Regions from separate parts of the Homo sapiens genome. Here region 2 is linked to region 1. Evidence: chromatin loops called from intact Hi-C (ENCODE). Cell type or tissue: Panc1. All regions are shown on one strand. Each heading gives the region's core, and the rest is flanking DNA. Links, peaks and the distances in the headings are about the cores only. Region 1 has its middle 30 kb from the start of PCSEAT. Region 2 overlaps RIPK4 (receptor interacting serine/threonine kinase 4).

Region 1 (2,910 bases), core at 171-2,670:
CTGGAGAGAAGGTGCCATGCCCAGGGCCTCCATCTTGCCTGTGGCCATTGCACCTTCCGCCTTACACTGAGACTCCCAACCCCCTTTGCACAGGACGCAGAGTGCCTCCAGATGTGATTGAAAAATTAAGGTGATATAAAACACAGTGCAATAAAACACACCGTCGTATACACTTAAGGCACAAGTGGAATCCTGAGGCAGAAGGACACCCATTGAGCACCCTCGAGAGGTCGCTCCTTGGGCTTCAACACCAGCACAGGAGGCTGTTCAGAAGGGGAAGCCCAGAAGGAAAGAAAGGGATGAAGCTGCTGTATCTGAGAGAATGGCATCTAAAAGGTGAGTGAGAATTCTGAGTCTTCTCTTTTTAAACAACTCTCTGGATGTGGTGTGGGCTTCAGTGGTTGCACCTGTTTGCTCAGGAGTATGTTCTGTATGGGAGGTGGAGGCTGTCTGCAGTGGTCAGCTGAGCCTTGGCTACCCACAAACGCTGCAAGGGCGGATTCCCTGGGAGAGGAGGGAAGACATTGTCTTGTAAGTCATGCTTTTGTAATACTCACTAAACAAAGATAATTAGACAAATATAAACAAAAGTAAACAGACAGGCCTCGGAGAAGTTTCTGAGATGTCCCAGCAGACATCCATCCTGGCAAAGCTAACAGGGACTGTCCAGCTCTCACGACCTGGAATTACACTTAAGACCTTTCTTCTTGAGGTGGCTCACCTACAACAACTTACTTTTGTATAATTTATAATTTATTGCATGCACCTTAATTCCCTCCTTAACTCATGAACCCCATTCTCATTTTTTCTCTTTGCTCCTGGCTTACTGCCCCCATCCTGTTATCTCTCCTTTTTTACTTTCTTTTCTTTTTCTTTCTTTTTTTCTTTTTGAGACGGAGTTTCGCTCTTGTTGCCCAGGCTGCAGTGCAATGGCGCGATCTCGGCTCACCGCAACCTCCCCCTCCCGGGTTCAAGTGATTCTTCAGCCTCAGCCTCCCAAGTAGCTGGGATTACAGGCGCACACCAGCACACTCAGCCAATTTTTTTGTATGTTTAATAGAGACCAGGTTTACTTTGTTGGCCAGACTGGTCTCGAACTCCTGACCTCCTGATCCAGCCGCCTCGGCCTCCCAAAGTGCTGGGATTAAAGGCGTGAGCCACCGCGCCCGGCCTCCTTTTTTACTTTCTAATGACCCTTTATATTGCACAAGACTGTTAACATCCTCCCATGAGGAGTTCTCAGCGCATTCCTGTAATTTGGACCATGAAACAGGGAATCAATCCTTTTTAGAAAGCAGAGGATTTAAATCACCTGAAGTCCTTGTGTTCCTTCTACCATTGACAATCGCCTCTAAGAAAGTAACAATCAAACTCCCCAAGCACCCCCCAGACTTTCTCAATACACAACTGTGGCGGTTGGTCTGGACCTTCTATCTGCTAGGGGACCGAGGACCTAGGGGACTGGACACGTAGACGTGTACCACACTGTCCCCTGCTGGCTGAAAGTGCTATGTCTCCCCTTTCTGCTCTCACTGCCCTGCTTCCTAGCAGCCGGCGTTGGCTGGACAGGGCTGTACACCTAAATCTTTAACAGCTCAAGAAAATGTCTTACTCCATAAAAGAAGGTTAGATTGCAATCGCAAGAGGCTCTTCAACTTATTCCCAGGTCTTTAGGGCAGTAAGTGCGATTGCACAGGCAATAAGCAGAGCTTGTTCTAGCATATGAAACACCTGACAAACTGCCTCCTATCGGCAGGCATTTGGGGACCCGTTACTACACCCTCCATGCTGCACGAGGCCAGACAGGGGCCTCAACAGCCTGAAGACAGTCCTTCTCCTTCAATGGCTCGACAGCCTTCCGCCCACCAAGTGCAGCACACAGATCTGCTTCTACCAGTTGCAGGAGACTGGAAGATTAACGAGATTTGTTCCCCAACGGTCGTCAACCCAAAGCTTTTGTGGGCCATGAATGCTGTCGTGTCCTGCGTGAAACTCTTATCCTGTTAGACCCTGCCCAGTGTACTGCATCTGATATGGACCACACCTGTTTCACATGCTGTATCTGAGTGGAGAGAGAAGAGGAATGGGAATTTTGTTTCTTGCCTGCCCCCTCCCTTCCAGGCCATCTTAACTGGAGACACATTAATTAACTGCCTCTCTTAGAGTGGCCCCATTCTAGGCCTGGTACCCAAATGTGAACACCATGAAGAAGCCTCTTTGGGAACGTGCACCTTAAGTCTTCCAGGCCGGGCAAGGTGAAATCTTTCTTCTGTGTGGGGTCCTTGAAGGGTGCCAAGGTGAGTCCCCTCCTTCCTACCTTGTCAAGCCTGTTAGGAAACCTGAACCCAGGCAACAGCACTGCCTGACAAAAACATGTTGGGGCCACAGACAGCAGCTACGGCGGCAGTGCTGCACTTCCTAGGAGCCACCTTTAAAAAAAGTAAAAAGAGGCCAGGTGCGGTGTCTCACACCTATAATCCCAGCACTTTGGGAGGCCGAGGCCGGTGGATCATTTGAGGTCAGGAGTTCGAGATCAGCCTGGCCAACATGGTGAAATCCAGTCTTGCCTAAAAATACAAAAATTAGCTGGGCGTGGTGGTGCGCGCCTGTAATACCAGCTACTTGGGAGGCAGAGGTGGGAAAATCATTTGAACCTGGGAGGTAGAGGTTGTTGCAGTGAGCTGAGATTGCACCACTGCACTCCAGCCTGAGAGACAGAGTGAGACTCCATCTAAAAAAAAAAGTAAAAAGAAACGAGTAAAATTAACTTGAATGATGTATTTTATTTAACCGTATATATCCAAAATATCATGATCTCAACATGTAACAATATAGAAACTATTAATGAGACATTTGACGGCCTTTGTTCTGCACTAAGCCTTTAGAAGCCAGTGTGCACCTCACACCGAA
Region 2 (2,910 bases), core at 211-2,710, 150 kb before region 1:
GGGAATTTCCACAGCAAGAGCTAAACAGTAGGATCCAGGGGTTCCTGCTGGCCTTTCCTGCAGGGAAAGTGTTTTCACTATGGTAAGGGAAGCCTAGGAGGGGCTGAACTCTCGCAGGGGCGGTCAGATCATTAAGAAATGGATGCGTTCTGTTGGCACTGTTTTGGATTCACCAGCAGGCGAGGAAATGGGAGCCACTGAGTGATTTCCCAGCACCTGCTCCCGGGTTTGTCACTGGGAGGAGCAGGCCTGTGTCCGAGCTCCAGAAGAGCCCCCTGCTGTGGCAGCGGACACTGGGTTATAGGCAGGGACTTGGGCTGGACGCTGGATTCTGGGGGAATTGTCTGGAGGCCACCCCAGCCAGCTGCCTTGCGTGGCCTGTGTGTGGACATGGAGCTGCTGGGTTTCCTGCTATAGGAGGTCGGATCTCTCCTAGTGTGGTTCTGAACATTTCCTTTAGGGAGCTTATTATATTATTAGAAAGCAGATTGGCTGGGCACGGTGACTCATGCCTGTAATCCTAGCACTTTGGGAGCTGAGGCAGGCAAATCACTTGAGCCTAGGAGTTCAAGACCACCCTGGCAAACAGCAAAATCCCATCTTTACTAAAAATACAAAAAATTAGCTGAGTGTGGCACACCTGTAATCCCAGCTACCCTGGAGGCTGAGGCATGAGACTCACTTGAACCTGGGAGGTAGAGGTTGCAGTGAGCTAGGATCATGCCACTGCACTCCAGCCTGGGCAACAGAGCGAGACTCTGTTTCAAAAAAGAAAAACAAACAAAAAAACAGATTTTCCAGCCCCAACCTGGAATGCATTCTCAAGGAGTGAGGCCTGGGAACCAGCATTCCAGCCAGCTTCCTGGGTGCTTTCTACCATGTCTGTGTTTGGGGCTGCTGATCTCGATCCTGCATGGCCAGCGTGCGTCCGTGGGATTCAGCCTCTTACTCTGAACGCATTCTGAGACTTTTGACCCATGATGCCAATACAGACCATTGCACTGGGATTCTAGTCTGTGAAAACACAGGCTGCACCAGGGAAGTGACCTTAGACCAGAGGTTGGTCAGCTTTCTCCACGAAGGCCTAGAGAGGCAACATTTTAGGCTTTGCAGGCCGCAGGGCCTCTGTTGCAAGGACTCCTCTCCCCTTTGAAGTGCAAAAGCAGCCACAGCCAGTGTTTAAATGAATGAGTGAGACTTTCTTCCAGTAAAAGTTTATTTATACAAACAAGGTGGTGGCACGCTGTGGGCAACCATTTGGCAGTTTCTCAAAATGTGACACATAGACTGTGACCAAGCAATTCTGCTCCTAGGTATGTATCGAAAAGAATTGAAAGCCACGACTCCAGGCGTTTGTCCCCCAATGTGTGCAGATGTGCAGCATTATCCACGAGAGCCAAAAGGTGGAAATGGCCTGCACCCACGAACAGATGAACAAAACGCAGTACATTCGTGCAGCAGAATATTATTCAGCCATGAAAAGGAAGTTTTGATATATGTTACAGTGTGAATAGACCCTGAAAACATGCTTAATGAAATAAGCCAGACACAGAAGGGCAAATTTTATATGCTTATGCTTATATGAATTTGCCTAGAATGTAGAAAAGAGGTTACTGAGGATGGGGATGAGGGAAGGAGTTATTGGTTAATGGGTGCAGAATTTTTGTTGAGGATGATGGAAAAGTTTTGGGTGTAGATAGTGGTGATGGTTGTACCACATTGTGAATGTGGGTAATGTCAGGGAATTGTACACCTGTGAATGGCTAAAATAATAAATACTATGTTATGTCTATTTGACTACATTTTCTCTCTCTCTCTCTCTCTCTCTCTCTCTCTCTCTATATATATATATATATATATTTTTTTTTTTTTTTTTTTTTTTTGTTATGGAGTCTCTCTGTGTCGCCCAGGCTGGAGTGCAATGGCGCGATCTCGGCTCACTGTAACCTCCGCCTCCCAGGTTCAAGTGATTCTCCTGTTTCAGCCTCCTGAGTAGCTGGGATTACAGGCAGGCGCCACCACGCCCAGCTAATTTTTGTATTTTTCGTAGAGACAGGGTTTCACCATGTTGATCAGGCTGGTCTCGAACTCCTGACCTTGTGATCTGCCTGTTTCGGCCTCCCAAAGTGCTGGGATTACAGGCATGAGCCATCACACCCGGCCTATATTTTTTATTTTAAAAAATGGCTGGTTGGATTTGGCTGTTGGCAACCCCATGCTTTGGACCTATGCTGTTTCATTAGTTTGAGTGTGAGGTTGGATTCAGGAATAACTGGGCCAACTCAGGTATTGGGCTTAAACGGAGAAGGTGAGTTGGGTTCCTTGAACATAACTAGTTACAACTTTTTTTTTTTTTTTTTGAGATGGAGTTTTACTTTGTTGCCCAGGCTGGAGTGCAGTGGCATGATTTCAGCTCACTGCAACCTCTGCCTCCCTGGTTCAAGTGATTTTCCTGCCTCAGCCTCCTGAGTAGCTGGGATTATAAGCATCTGCCACCATGCCCGGCTAATTTTTGTATTTTTAGTAGAGACGGGGGTTCCACTATGTTGGCCAGGCTGGTCTCGAACTCCTGACCTCAGGTGATCCATCCGCCTTGGCCTGTCAAAGTGCTGGGATTACAGGCATGAGCCACCGTGCCCGGCCTAGTTGCCTAGTTACAACCTTGAGTGGAACGTCAACTTCTCTTCCCTCCTCCCAGGAGAAGGGATTATCGGCCTGCACCTGCAGTCTCTGAGACCCCCAAGCCTTGGCTCATGGCTGCCTGTGGAATTATTCACACACGTGGACCCCCCACATGTGTTATCAGTGCTACCTGTAAAACGATTAGAATTTCCCTCCTCCTCACTTGTGATAACCCTGTGATGCATAGGTACATTTCAGCAGCCTCAGGACTGAGACTCTGGAAAGCCC

Evidence for each region. A loop is a pair of places that touch in the nucleus more often than their neighbours do. Peaks named below come from ENCODE experiments on the same cell type or tissue, not always from the same donor. Only the 100,000 strongest peaks of a DNase experiment are listed, where the experiment ranks them.
Region 2: a loop joins it to region 1, with 4 times the contacts of the local background. A loop is called at or near these places in 13 of 110 quality-filtered maps.

What each region holds. Positions count from the first base shown.
Region 1 is chr21:41,609,141-41,612,050 of GRCh38, reverse strand. No RefSeq gene overlaps it. Among named protein-coding and RNA genes, the nearest start is that of PCSEAT, 30 kb to the right of the region's middle. RefSeq lists an enhancer at 1,288-1,582. In Panc1, for the core only: CTCF peaks have their summits at 1,269 and 1,502 (motif pointing left); a DNase peak (open chromatin) is centred at 1,490; H3K27ac peaks cover 2,216 bases.
Region 2 is chr21:41,756,972-41,759,881 of GRCh38, reverse strand. The region is part of intron 1 of RIPK4 (receptor interacting serine/threonine kinase 4); the gene reads left to right. Among named protein-coding and RNA genes, the nearest start is that of RIPK4, 8.6 kb to the left of the region's middle. In Panc1, for the core only: no CTCF peak of the experiment used is centred there; a DNase peak (open chromatin) is centred at 1,221; H3K4me3 peaks cover 938 bases; H3K27ac peaks cover 2,235 bases.